2 separate regions of the Homo sapiens genome follow, and region 1 is linked to region 2. A link is an interaction called in ENCODE POLR2A ChIA-PET data of the cell type or tissue named here. Cell type or tissue: CD4-positive, alpha-beta T cell. All regions are shown on one strand. Links, peaks and the distances in the headings refer to the core of each region. The heading gives the core; the rest is flanking DNA. Region 1 holds the start of LOC124904722 (a long non-coding RNA gene). Region 2 overlaps MAP3K10 (mitogen-activated protein kinase kinase kinase 10).

Region 1 (7,094 bases), core at 1,118-6,117, 240 kb before region 2:
GTTTACCTTTGTGAATAATAGAAAAGCAGACACTATTCACGTTTATCTTTAAAAAAAAAAAAAAAAAAAAAAGCAAAATAGGCCGGGTGTGGTGGCTCACGCCTGTAATCCCAGAACTTTGGGAGGCTGAGGCAGGAGAATTACTTGAGTCCAGGAGTTCAAGACCAGCCTAGGCAACATGGTGAAACCCCATCTCTACAAAAAATCAGCTAGGCATGGTGGTGTGCACCTGTAGTTCCAGCTACTCGGAAGGCTGAGGTGGTGTCAGGCCTCTGAGCCTAAGCTAAGCCATCGCATCCTCTGTGACTTGCACGTATAAGCCCAGATGGCCTGAAATAACTGAAGAATCACAAAAGAAGTGAAAATGTCCTGCCCCGCCTTAACTGATGGCATTCCACCACAAAAGAAGTGAAAATGGCTGGTCCTTGCCTTAAGTGATGACATTACCTTGTGAAAGTCCTTTTCCTGGCTCATCCTGGCTCAAAAAGCTCCCCCACTGAGCACCTTGCGACCCCCACTCCTGCCTGCCAGAGAACAAAACCCCTTTGACTGTAATTTTCCTTTACCTACCCAAATCTTATAAAATGGCCCCACCCCTATCTCCCTTTGCCCCCACCCTATCTCCCAGAGTAGGGAGGCACCACTGACCTGACTACATATATATAAATATATATATATATATATATATATATATATATATATATATATCGCTAGCCTGGAGTGCAGTGGCACAATCTCAGCTCACTGCAACCTCTGCCTCCTGGGTTCAAGTGATTCTCTTGCCTCAGCCTCCTGAGTTTTTCAGAACTTTCTTAGCTGTTCTTGTTTTTTGTAATCCCGAGCAGCTGGGATTACAGATGCGTGCCACCATGCCCAGCTAATTTTTGTATTTTTAGTAGACACGGGGTTTCACCATGTTGGCCAGACTGGTCTTGAGGTCCTGACCTCGTGATCCACATGCCTCAGCCTCCCAAAGTGCTGGGATTACAGGCATGAGCCACCGCGCCTGGCCGACCTGACTAGATATTAAAACAGAAAACCTCTAATGAAAACAGTGTGGTATTAGCACATGAATACCACAGAATGAAGGAACAGAATAGAGAATCCAGAGCAGACCCAAATGCATATAGATATTTAGTATATGATAAAGGTTGCATCTCAAATCATTGGAGACAAGAAGGCTGACTCTCTTTTCGGACTCAGCCCACCTGCACCCAGGTGATTAAAAGCTTTTATTCTCACACAAAGCCTGTTTAGTAGTCTCTTCACACAGACATGCATGAAAGGTGGGAGGATCACTTGAGCCTGGGAGGTGGAGGTTGCAGTGAGCTGAGATTGTGCCACTGCACGCCAGCCTGGGCAACAGAGACATCCTGTCTCAAAAAAAAAAAAAAAACAGTAAAATTGATATGTATAGATTTGTGTAACCACCTCCATGAAGGGGTAGGTTGCCCCTCCACACCTCTGGGTGTTTCTCGTTAGGTGGAATGAGAGACTTGGAAAAGAAAGAGACACAGAGACAAAGTACAGACAAAGAATAAAGGGGGCCCAGGGAACTGGCGTTCAGCATACGGAGGCTCCACCGGCCTCTGGGTTCCCTTAGTATTTATTGATCATTCTTGGGTGTTTCTCGGAGAGGGGGATGTGGCAGCGTCATAGGATAATAGTGGAGAGAAGGTCGGCAGATAAACACTTGAACGAAGGTCTCTGCATCGTAGACAAGGTAAAGAATTAAGTGCTGTGCTTTAGATATGTGTACATAAAAACATCTCAATGCCTTAAAGAACAGTATTGCTGCCCGCATGTCCCACCTCCAGCCCTAAGGCGGTTTTCCCCTATCTTAGTAGATGGAATATACAATCAGGTTTTACACGAGACATTCCATTGCCCAGGGACGGGCAGGAGACAGATGCCTTCCTCTTGTCTCAACTGCAAAGAGGCGTTCCTTCCTCTTTTACTAATCCTCCTCAGCACAGACCCTTTACGGGTGTCGGGCTGGGGGACGGTCAGGTCTTTCCCTTCCCACGAGGCTGTATTTCAGACTATCACATGGGGAGAAACCTTGGACAATACCTGGCTTTCCTAGGCAGAGGTCCCTGCGGCCTTCCGCAGTGTTTGTGTCCCTGGGTACTTGAGATTAGGGAGTGGTGATGATTCTTAGGGAGGATGCTGCCTTCAAGCATCTGTTTAACAAAGCACATCCTGCACAGCCCTTAATCCATTTAACCCTGAGTTGACACAGCACGTGTTTCAGGGAGCACAGGGTTGGCGGTAAGGTTACAGATTACAGAACAAAATGGAGTCTCCTATGTCTACTTCTTTCTACACAGACACAGTAACAATCTGATCTCTCTTTCTTTTCCCCACACCTCCACAATCAAGATACAGTTTCATCACCCCAAAACTTCTCTCATGCTGTCCTTTTGTAGTATCCCTCCCCACCAACCCCTGGAAACCAGTGACCTCGTCTCTGTTCCTTTAATCTTGTGTTTTCAAGAATGTCATACAAATGGAATCAGAAAGTACGTCACCTCCAGTCCTATGTACCCATTTGACTATGGAAAATTTCCACTCGAATGTCCCACAGGTACCTTAGCTCAACCTCATTGCTCTCCTTCCAATATGCCCCTCCTCCTATGTCTAGATTCTAGTCAAACACTATGCCATCATCCAGCAGTCCAAGCTAGGAGTGTCATCCTGGGTTCCTCTTTTTTCCTTTCACCCTTCTTTCTAATTATTCTTTTTTTTTTTTTTTTTTTTTTTTTTTTGAGACAGAGTTTCTCTCTTGTTGCCCAGGCTGGAGTGTAATGGCACGATCTCGGCTCACCACAACCTCTGCCTCCCGAGTTCAAGTGATTCTCCTGCCTCAGCCTCCAGAGTAGCTGGGATTACAGGCATTCACCACCATGCCCAGCTAATTTTGTATTTTTAGTAGAGACGGGGTTTCTCCATGTTGGTCAGGTGGTTTTGAACTCCCGACCTCTGGTGATCTGCCTGCCTCGGCCTCCCAAAGTGCTGGGATTACAGGCATGAGCCACTGCACCCGGCTCTAATTACTCTCTTAATCTCATTGCTTATATGTTCTTTATATCTCTCAAAACAATCTATTTCTAAATCCACAACCATTTTACAAGTGATTCTGGCAACCACCTCTCAACTGGATTATTCCAACAGCTTTCTGGGTTTTTTTGCTGAGTCTTATCCTTTTGAGTCTCTATCTACATCACAGTAAGCATGATCATCCTAAACAAACACAAATCTTGTTAAGTCATTCCCCCAATCCCCCACTCCCTGCCACTTAAAACCCTTCACGGGTTGTCCCTTGCCCTCAGGACAAATTGTAAGCTCCTTAGGTGACATTCAAGACTTCCTATAATTCAAGCCTTCCTCTCCTATCTCAACCCAAAACTCCTGTTCTCACCCTACATGTCTCCCACACATACTCCCACTTGGGTTGCTTTTTTAAAGTCTGGAATGTCTTTCTCCTCGCCTTTGTTTTTTTTTCTTTCTTTTTTTTTTTTTTCTTTTTTGAGTTGGAGTCTCACTCTGTCACCCAGGCTGGAGTGCAGTGGCGCAATCTCAGCTCACTGCAACCTCTGCCTCCCGGGTTCAAGCAATTCTCCTGCTTCAGCCTCCTGAGTAGCTGGGATTACAGGGGTGCACCAGCATGCCCAGCTAATTTTCTGAATTTTTAGTAGAGATGGGGGTTTTACCATGTTGGCCAGGATGGTCTCGATCTCCTGACCTCGTGATCCGCTCACCTCAGCCTCCCAAAATGCTGGTATTACAGGCATGAGCCACCACGCCTGGCTCTCCTCACCTTTCTTAGCTAATTAGTACTTGTCCTTCAGGTCTCACCTTGGCTCTAACCTCCTGGCTGGACCAATGCTCTACCTTTCTAATTCCTGCAGGAAAACACTGGACTTTTCTCTTTTTCCTTAGTAGAGAAGTTTTCAAAGTGGGACTGCAGACCCTTGCATGTCCCTGATCCCTTCAGAGGGTCCCTGAGGTCAAAACTATTTTTATAATAATACTAAGATGTTATTCAAATTTTTCACTCTTAATATTTGCACTGATAGTGCAAAAACAATGGTAAGTAAGACTACTGGCCCTTGCCCCAAATCAATTTAGCTAATAATCATCAGATTAATGGAATCTTCTTGTTTTAATATTACACCAAAACTCTACAAGTGGAAGTATCTTAAAGGTTAGTTGCAATATGGTGTCTGAAACGATATCAGTGAATTATTTCCATGCTATTACAGTAAAATCCCTTGGTCTATATTGCACTTTGCATGGATCTTTTACCCATTCATAGTTTTATAGCATCATGCAACAGGAATTTGGAAAATATTGGTGCAGTGAGTTATACAGCTTTCCAAATGTTGAAACATTTGTTATAAAATACTGAAAAATTATAGTCATAGATATCCACATCATTCTAATCTGAAAGGCAATAAGCATTTGGGAAGCTGTCAAGCTCATGGTGGCAGATTAAATATACTTCCATATTACCACTACTTATATATGTGTGGCTACATTTTTTTTGGTATACGTTAACCGAAACAAACTATCACAGCACATTGAATGCAAAAGCAGACATTGGCCAGGCGCAGTGGCTCACGCCTGTAATCCCAGCACTTTGGGAGGCCGAGGCAGGAGGATTGCCTGAAGTCAGGAGTTCAAGACCAGCCCGGCCAAGATGGCGAAACCCCGTCTCCACTAAAAATACAAAACACTAGCCGGGCGCAGTGGCTCGCACCTGTAATCCCAGCTACGTGGGAGGCTGAGGCAGGAGAATCACTTGAACCTGAGAGGCAGAGGTTGCAGCAAGCCAAGATCGTGCCATTGCACTCCAGCCTGGGGGACAGAGTGAGACTCTGTCTCAAAAAAAAAAAAAGCAGAAAAAAAAGCAGACATTAAGATCCAGTTGTTTTCCATCAAGCTGGACATTAAAGAGATTTGCAAAAATGCAAAACAATGCTACTCTTCTCTGACCATAATAGAATTAAAGTAGAAATCAATTAACAGAAAGATGTCTAGGAGATGCCCAAATATTTGGAAATTAATCACTCACTTCTAAATAATCCAGGAGTCAAAGAAGAAGTATTAAGAAGAAATAGAAAATATTTTTCACTTAATGAAAATAAAATATAACAAAATGTATGTAAGCAATTAAGGCAGTTTTTAGGGGGTAAATTTATATTAGCAAACACATATGTCATGAAAGAAAATCTCAAATCTAACCCTCCACGTTAATATTGTAGAAAAAGAAAAGTAAATGAAATCCAAAGCACTGAAGGAAAAAGAAAATAAAGAGCAGAAATCAATGAAATTAAAAACAGGAAAAATCAATGAAACCAAAAATTTTCCTTATGAAAGGTCAATACAACTAATAAACCTCTAACCAGACGAACCAAGAAAAAAACAGAGAAGACAAAAATTACCTATATTAGGAATGATAGAAGAGATATCACTACAGTATCTATAAATTTTACAACTTACATGTAATAGATCAGTCCCTTGAAAGATACAAACTACCACAATTCACCAAAGATGAACAAGATAAAGAGGTCTTAGAACTATTAAAGAAATTAAATTTATAGTTAAATATCTTCCCCCGAAAATCTCTAGGCCCAGTTTTATTGGAGAATGTTATCAAGTATTATTGAAAGAAATAACATGAATTCTAAAAAATTCTCTTTCAGAAAATATAAGAGGAGAAATACTTTCCAATTTGTTTTATGAGGCTAGCATTGCCTTGATACCAGAAGCCAAAGACACTACAATGAAAGAACACTATAAATCAGTATCCCTCATATTAGCAAATTGAATCTAGCAATATAAAAAGGACAATTCATCATGGTCAAGTAGGGCTTATCCTGGGAATACAAGGTCTGTTCAAAATTTTCTTGACAAAAGTGAACATCTAGCAGGGCGTGGTGGCACACACCTGTAATCCCAGCACTTTGGGAGGCTGAGGCAGGCAGATCACCTGAGGTCAGGAGTTTGAGACCAGCCTAACTAACATTGTGAAACCCTGTCTCTATACTAAAAATGCAAAACTAGCCGGGTGTGGTAGGAGGCACCTGTAATCCCAGCTACTCAGGAGGCTGAGGCAGGAGAATTGCTTGAACCTAGGAGGCGAAGGCTGCAGTTAGCCAAGATGGCACCACTGTACTCCATCCTAGGTGACAGAGCAAGGGTTCATTTCAAAAAAAAAAAAGTGAACATCCATTCAGGGTTTAAAAAAAAAAAACCAACTCAGCAAACTAAGAAGAGAAAGAAACTTCCTTAATCTGCTAAAAGGGCATTTTGAAAGACACTTAATGTTAGAAGTCTAAATGCTTTCCACCAAAGATTGAGAACAAAGAAAAGAATGTTTGCATTCACCACTCCTAGTCAATATTGTACTGAAAGTCCTGGCCGATGTAATAAGTAGGAAAAGGAAACAAAAGTAATGTCGATTGAAAAGGAAGAAAAATAAAACTGTCTTTATTCACTAATGACATAGTTGTCACAAAAAAAACTCCAGGAAATCTACAGAAACTCCTAAAACTAATAAATGATTTTTACAAGATCACAGAATAATGTGCAAAAGTCAATCATATTTTTAAGCATAAGGAAACAAAAATCAGAAATTTAAAAAATTTTAATAACATTTATAATATCATAAAATATGAAATACATAGGGATAACCTGACAAAAGATTTACAAGACCTATACACTGAAAACTAAAAAACATTGCTGGTAGAAGTTAAGGAATGGCTAAATAAATTGGGAGATTGCCGGGCGTTGGTGGCTCACGCCTGTAATCCCAGCACTTTGGGAGGCCGAGGCAGGCGGATCACGAGGTCAGGAGATCGAGACCATCCTGGCAAACACGGTGAAACCCCGTCTCTACTAAAAATACAAAAAATTAGCCAGGTGCGGTGGTGGGCGCCTGTAGTCCCAGCTACTCGGGAGGCTGAGGCAGGAGAATGGCGTGAACCTGGGAGGCAGAGCTTGCAGTGAGCCGAGATAGCGCCACTGCACTCTGGCTTGGGTGAAAGAGCGAGACTCCCTCTCAAAATATAAATTAAATAAATAAATAA
Region 2 (7,094 bases), core at 1,398-6,397:
TCATGTGGTGTCAACAAGTATTAATTGAGCACCTATTAAGCAGGAGCCCAGCTGGGAGTAAGACAGCCATGGTTTCTGCCCTGACAGTACTCACAGGCTAGCAATTTCATTCATTCATTCCACAGATATTTCCAGAGTGCTGTGTGCCAGACCCTGTCCCAGGGATACAGCAAGAAAAAAAAAATCTTACATTCCTGGCTCTCCCATTCGTGCTGTGCCCCATCTCACTCCCTTTCATTTCTTCATTCATTTGTTCATTCTTCCATTTGGTATTTACCAGGCCAGATCATGTGCTAAGCAAAGGCATCAGCAGTGGAGAAGGCCAGCATGTCCCCGGCCCTCACGTCACTCACAGTTAAGCCCCAAAATGTGAAGGTGCCCCCTTTGCTCTCAACACCCACATCTCATCTATTCCTGATTTCTGTCACTTCTACATCTTGAAATTTATTTTAATCCATCCCACTATTTTTAGGAATATATTGCTATTCCCCACCCATAGCAATTGTAAGCCCCTAGAATAGAGGGACTGCATCTTCCTTGCCTCCCAAGCCTGACATTTGTATATCAACAGAGAGCTTGGCTGGGCGCGGTGGCTCACGCCTGTAATCCCAGCACTTTGGGAGGCCGACGTGGGTGCATCACCCGAGGTCAGGAGTTCGAGACCAGCCTGACCAATATGGTGAAACCCCTTCTCTACTAAAAATACAAAAATTAGCTGGGCATGGTGGCATGCATCTGTAATCCCAGCTACTCAGGCTGAGGCAGAAGAATCGCTTGAAACCAGGAGGTGGAGGTTGCAGTGAGCCGAGATTGCACCACTGCACTCCAGCCTGGGTGACAGAGCAAGATTCCATCGCAAAAAAAAAAAGCTAACATGTGACCACGATGTGCCAGAGCTGGTGCTGTGTCTGGGGAACTGATGCTTATGCCCCAGCACCTCTGAAATGTTGGGTAAATGGAGGCAGGGCCACCCAGCATGCTCCTGTTGAAGGCTGGGACTCCTCAGCCCTTCCTCACCTCTGCTGATTGACAGCACGCCCCACACCCCCAGGTTTTTTGTAGCCAGTGCTATCTGGTCAAAGGGTCAGTGGGCCTCTTATGGCCAGGGCTTCCTCCCGGGGTGATGGGTCTGCTCTGTGCCAGAAACAGAGGACACAGCGCCTCCACAGCACTGCTTCCCCACTCATCCTACCCTAAGGAGCGCCTCATCTGCCATCATTCATTCATTGGTTCATTCCACCAGTAATTCTTAAGTGCCTACTCTTACTAGGCACTGCCTCAGCTCTGGGATTACAGAAGTGAACAAGGCAAGATTTCTCCCTCCCCCAGCTATGGAATTTATATTCCGGTGAACAGGAATAAATGATGGATAGATGGATACCAAAATTTCAGAGAGTATCAGGGGCTCTCAGTGGACTAAGGCAAAGGCTGGAGCAGAGGGTTCTCTTTATTTAGATCGGGTGGTCAGGGAAGGCAACATTTGAGCAGAGACCTGAACAAAGGGGACCCAGCTTTACAAAGATCTGGGGAAGGGGAACAGTGGGGCACATGCCCTGAGGTGGGAGTGAGTGTGTCTCACTGGAGAACAGCAAGACCAGAACAGCAGGCATTGAGGCAGAGATGGGAGGAAGTAGGATCAGAAAGGCTGGCAGGAGCCAGATCACATAGGACCTTGGGGGCCATGGTGAGGACTTGGGGTATTTTATTTGATGTAGTGGAAGCCATTAGAGGATTTGAAGCAGGGAGTGACATGATTACATAAAGATTTTGAAGGGGGACTGACTTAGGCCCAGCCTGGGAAATACAGAAATAAAGCATAAAACCATGAGATGTTCCCTCTGTCACAGGGTTTCGATACAAACAGGAGAGGTGGGGACCTAAGAAGGGAAAACTTCTGCAGAGGTGGAGTTACAGACTAGGAATTTACAGTGGGGGCTTCCAGGAGGAGGTAACACTGAAGCCCGCCCGGCCTTTTTTTTTTTTTTTTTTTTTTTTTTTTTTTTTTTTTGAGACAGAGTCATCTCACTCTGTGACCCAGGCTGGAGTGCAGTAGTGTGATCACAGCTCACTGAACCTTCCGCCTCCCGGGTTCAAGTGATCCTTCCACCTCAACTTTCCAAGTAGGCAGGGCTACAGGCGTGCGCCACCAAGCCTGGCTAATTTTTGTATTTCTAGTAGAGACGGTGGTCTTGCCATGTTGGCCAGGCTGGTCTTGAACTCCTGACCTCAGGTGATCCGCCTGCCTTAGCCTCCCAAAGTGCTAGGATTACAGGCATGAGCCACCGCGTCCAATCTGAAGCTGGGCTTTAAAGGATGGGCAGGATTATCAATTGTGTGACCCTGGGTGATTTGCCAATCTCTGCCACCTTCAGTTCCTTCATCTGCCAAATGGGCATGATAGTAGAACTACCTTACTATTATTATTATGACTGGGAAGTAGCCAGGAATGGCAAAAAGAAAAGTGGAGAAATTCGGAACAATTATGGCAATATCACACACTAATAATAACAGCTAACACTTTTAAAGGCCCTATTGCTTCAGGCAATAAATTTTTACTATAACGCTAGAAGGTAAATTCTGTTACGAGCCCCATTTCATAGAGGAGAAGTCTCGGTGTGAAGATTAAAGTAAACTGTACAGGGTTATGCACCTAGGAAGAAGCAGGGCTGAGACTCAAACCCAGGCAGCACACTGTATACTTTGGAGCCTCTATGTGATAGAAGGTAGTAAAATATCTCAGCAGTTAAGAGATTGAGCTCTGATGACAAAACTAATTCAAGCCTTTGTCCTGCCATTTTCTAACCATGTGACCTCTTGGCCAAGTGACTTCTGAGCCTCTGTTAGCTAGTCAAGAAAAATGGGTTGTGGCTGGGTGCAGTGGTTTACTCTTGTAGTCCCAGCAATTTGGGAGTCCAAGGCTGGAGGATTGTTTAAGCCCAGAAGTTTGAAGCTACAGCAAGCCATAATCACACCACTGCACTCCAGTCTGAGTGACAGAAAAAGACCCTGTCTCTTTATTTATTTATTTATTTCATTGAGATGGAGTCTCGCTCTGTCATCCAGGTTGAAGTGCAGTGGCACGATCTCGGCTCACTGCAACCTCTGCCTCCTGGGTTCAAGTGATCCTCTCACCAAAGCCTCTCAAATAGCTGGGACTCCAGGCACCCGCCACCACACCCAGCTAATTTTTGTATTTTTAGTAGAGACAGGGTTTCACTATGTTGGCCAGGCTGGTCTCGGTCTCCTGACCTCAAGTGATCCACCTACCTTGGCCTCCCAAAGTGCTGGGATTACAGGCATGAGCCACTGCTCCTGGCCAACCCTGTCTCTTTAAAAAAATAAAAAAGGGCTCGGGGTGGGGGTCATTCATGAGTCAATTCCTATAGAGAGCTTAGCACAGTACAAACACTAGCCATGATCCTCATGGCTGTTAGTGACAACCCGGGTAGAAAGTAAGCTAGAACCATCCAGTATGTTTAGGGAATACTTCAGTCAGATTTTGTCACGATCATGCTGTGTAATAAGCTACCCCCAAAACTCGGCATCTTAAAACAGCCATTGTGTATTACTGCTCCTGCATTTGCGGACCAGCTGGAGGGTAAACTGATGGAGGCTGGGCTCAGCTGGAGAGGCTTTGCTCCAAGTAGCTCTCATCTTCTTGGACAAGCAGGCTAGCTGAGGCATGTTGTCATGGTGATGACACAAGTGCAAGAGGGCCAGCAGACATGCAAGGCCTGGGCTTGGAATTGGCACCCTGTCATTCTTAGCCAAAGCAAGTCATACGGCTGAGCCAGAGTCAGGGTGCACTCTGCCTTTGTTTTTGTTTTTGTTTTTGTTTTCTCGGAGACAGAGTCTCGCTCTGTCACCCAGGCTGGAGTTCAATGGCGCAATCTCAGCTCACTGCCACCTCCACCTCCCAGGTTCAAGTGATTCTCATGCCTCAGCCTTCCAAGTAGCTGGGATTACAGGTGAGCACCATGATGCTCGGCTAATTTTTGTATTTTTAGTAGAGATGAGGTTTCACCATGTTGGCCAGGCTGGTCTCGAACTCCTGACCTCAAGTGATCCGCCTGCCTTAGCCTCCCAAAGTGCTGGGATTACAGGTGTGAGCCACCGTGCCTGGCCATACTCTGCCTCTTTAGCAGAAAGAATGGCAAAGTCTCATGGCAGAGTGTGGACACAGGAAGGGGTAGAATTGGGACCCTGACTGCAGTGTGCCACGGGGGTGATAGACACGAGGGGGAAGCCACGTTCCTCCCTTCTGCCCCAGGTTTGCACTTCCTGCTTCCAGGGTAGCTGGGAACTCAAGGCCTGGAGGACTAAGGCCTTGGCTGTTGTTTCTTTTTTTTGAGACGAGGTCTCACTCTATTGCCCAGGCTGGAGTGCAATGGCAAGACCATGGCTCACTGCAGCCTCAACCTCCCAGCCTCAAGTGATCCTCCCAACTTAGCCTCCCAAGTGGCTGGGACTGTAGGCATGCACCACCACACCCAGGTATTTTTAAAAAGTTTTTGTAGAGATGAGGTCTTGCCATGTTGCACAGGCTGGTCTCGAACTCCTGGGCTCAAGTGACCCGCTTCAGCCTTGGCTGTTGGTTCTTGACCATTCATGGAGCTCCCCAAAGCCCAGGACAGAATCAGGAGGGCAGAGGACACAGGAGGAGCTCCCTACTCCCTCATGGGAGCCTGGGACAGGGATTAGACCTGGGCGGAGGGGCTCATGGATGTTCCAGGCCAGGAAAGGACCTGCCACAGAGCGGGGCAGCCTGAGGCAGTGAGAGGAAAGACGTGTTTCTAGCTGAGGCAGCGGGCCAGAACACTTGGGTCTGCGGCGTGGCAGGTCTGGGGTGACCCACCTTTCTTCCCACCCCACAGTCCTGATCCTGGAGGCCATCGAGAACCACAACCTCGCAGACACGGTGCTCAAGATCACGGACTTCGGCCTCGCCCGCGAGTGGCACAAGACCACCAAGATGAGCGCTGCGGGGACCTACGCCTGGATGGCGCCGGAGGTTATCCGTCTCTCCCTCTTCTCCAAAAGCAGTGATGTCTGGAGGTGCTGAAAGGCGCGGCCGGGATGGCCTCTGGGGAGTAAGGGAGGGAGGAAGGGGTGAGGGCAGAGTGGGAGGGAGGGTCTCCTGCTGAAGCCAGGATCTCAGTCTGACAAAGGGACCTGCTGGCAAGGTCAGGCCACCAGACAAGTGCCAGTTACCTGTTCAGCTAGCACAAATGGCAACTAGGGGGCACACTGGATTAGAATAAAAAGCTCATAGGATCTAGAGACAAGGCCGGGCGCGGGGGCGCACACCTGTAATCCCAGCACTTTGGGAGGCCGAGGTGGGCGGATCACTTGAGGTCAGGAGTTTGAGACCAGCCTGACCAACATGGTGAAACCCCATCTCTACTAAAAATACTAAAATTACCTGGGCGTGGTGGCAGATGCCTGTTGTCCCAGCTACTCGGGAGACTGAGGCAGGAGAATCACTTGAGGCCGGGAGGCAGAGATTGCAGTGGGCTGGGATTGGCCACTGCACTCCAGCCTGGGTGACAGAGCGAGACTCTGTCTCCAAAAAAAGAAAAAATTTAAAAAAGCATAGAGACAGCACATGGATGCTAGCACTGAAAGCCCCCTCAGACACTAGCCCATGCACTGTCCCATCTGTCAGACAGGAAAATGATTAATTCACTCATTCATTCCTTCATCTAACTGCACCGGGTTCTAGGGATATAGCAGAGAAGAAAAATACATGCAATCCCTGCCCTCAGGAATAGTAAGTCAGTCAACATACAAGAAGCTCTTTTTTATAAAGCTGTTTTTTAAGAAAATTATAATTTTTAAAGACAAGTACACCAGAAAAAAGTGTTAGTACAAAGTGCGAGGAGGCTGAGAGGAAGGCACTTTAAGGGCTGGAAGACTACTTTTGGGAACGCTTCTCTGAGCAATCTGAGAAATGATACTTCATCTGAGTTCCAAGTGGCAAAAAGGAACCAGTCACGAAAAGTTTGGAGGAAGAAGGAGGTGCTGAGGTGAGCATGGTGTGTCCCAGAAACAGCAAAGAGGCCCATGTGGCTGCCACTGTGCAGGCAAGGAAGAGAGAGGTAGGAAATTATGTAGGAGAGGGAGCTGGAAGGCCCTGTGGGTGAGGGAGTGGCCTTCAGGTTTTATTCTAATGAAGTAGGAAGCCATGAGGAGCCATGTCTGAATAGAGTGGTAGCTCACACCTATAATCCCAGTACTTTGGGAGGCCAAGGTGGGAGGATCACTTGAGGCCAGGAATTTGAGACCAGCCTGGTCAATGTAGTGAGACCCCATGTATATGAAAAAGAAATTTTTAAATTAATTTTTATAAAAGGAAGTAAATAAAAACTCCTTTGGAGGCCGGGTGCGGTGGCTCACGCCTGTAATCCCAGCACTTTGGGAGGCCCAGGTGGGTGAATCCCTTGACACCAGGAGTTTGAGACCAGCCTGGCCAACATGGTGAAATCCCACCTCTACTAAAAATACAAAAATTCGGCCAGGCGCGGTGGCTCACGCCTGTAATCCTGGCACTTTGGGAGGCCGAGGTGGGTGGTTCACTTGAGGCCAGGAGTTCATTCAGGACTAGCCTGGCCAACATGGTGAAACCCCATCTCTACTAAAAATACAAAAATTAGCCAGGCATGGTGGTGGGTGCCTGTAGTCCTAGCTACTCAGGAGGCTGAGGCAGGGGAATTGCTTGACTGCAGGAGGCAGAGGTTGAGATGGCGCCGTTGCACTCCAGCCTGGGTGACAGAGCAAGACTCCATCTGAAAAAAAATACTTAAAAATAAAAGCTCCTTTGACTGTTAGGTAGAGACAGCCAATGATGGGTCTGTTGCTGTCACCAGTGAGAGTTGATGGTGGCCATGGAGACTTTCAACCCAGGACCTTCTGCTTGGTTGGAGCCAAACCTGGGTCTCCCCATTTACTGTTCCCGTCAATTCCCAGCTGAGGCTCCAGATTGTCCAAGCAGCAAATTAATGGGTATGGGACTGAGACAGATCAGACAGGAAGTCTCCAGCTCAGCCTAGAGCAGAGCAGCCCTTTGGGAGAATTTCCAACTGGCTGTACATCAG

Evidence for each region. Peaks named below come from ENCODE experiments on the same cell type or tissue, not always from the same donor. Only the 100,000 strongest peaks of a DNase experiment are listed, where the experiment ranks them.
Region 1: POLR2A ChIA-PET joins it to region 2 with 9 read pairs; 4 of 35 experiments call an interaction of 5 or more read pairs at or near these places.

What each region holds. Positions count from the first base shown.
Region 1 is chr19:39,957,795-39,964,888 of GRCh38, forward strand. It overlaps LOC124904722 (a long non-coding RNA gene), which reads right to left and starts at 2,228. Exons shown (of 2, transcript XR_007067261.1): 1 at 2,074-2,228; 2 at 1,526-1,707. It overlaps LOC124904720 (a long non-coding RNA gene), which reads right to left. Exons shown (of 3, transcript XR_007067260.1): 3 at 6,464-7,094. RefSeq lists an enhancer at 1,738-2,547. In CD4-positive, alpha-beta T cell, for the core only: no CTCF peak of the experiment used is centred there; no DNase peak of the experiment used is centred there; H3K4me3 peaks cover 423 bases; H3K27ac peaks cover 340 bases.
Region 2 is chr19:40,193,501-40,200,594 of GRCh38, forward strand. It overlaps MAP3K10 (mitogen-activated protein kinase kinase kinase 10), which reads left to right. Exons shown (of 10, transcript NM_002446.4): 2 at 4,875-5,055. Among named protein-coding and RNA genes, the nearest start is that of MAP3K10, 5.6 kb to the left of the region's middle. In CD4-positive, alpha-beta T cell, for the core only: no CTCF peak of the experiment used is centred there; no DNase peak of the experiment used is centred there.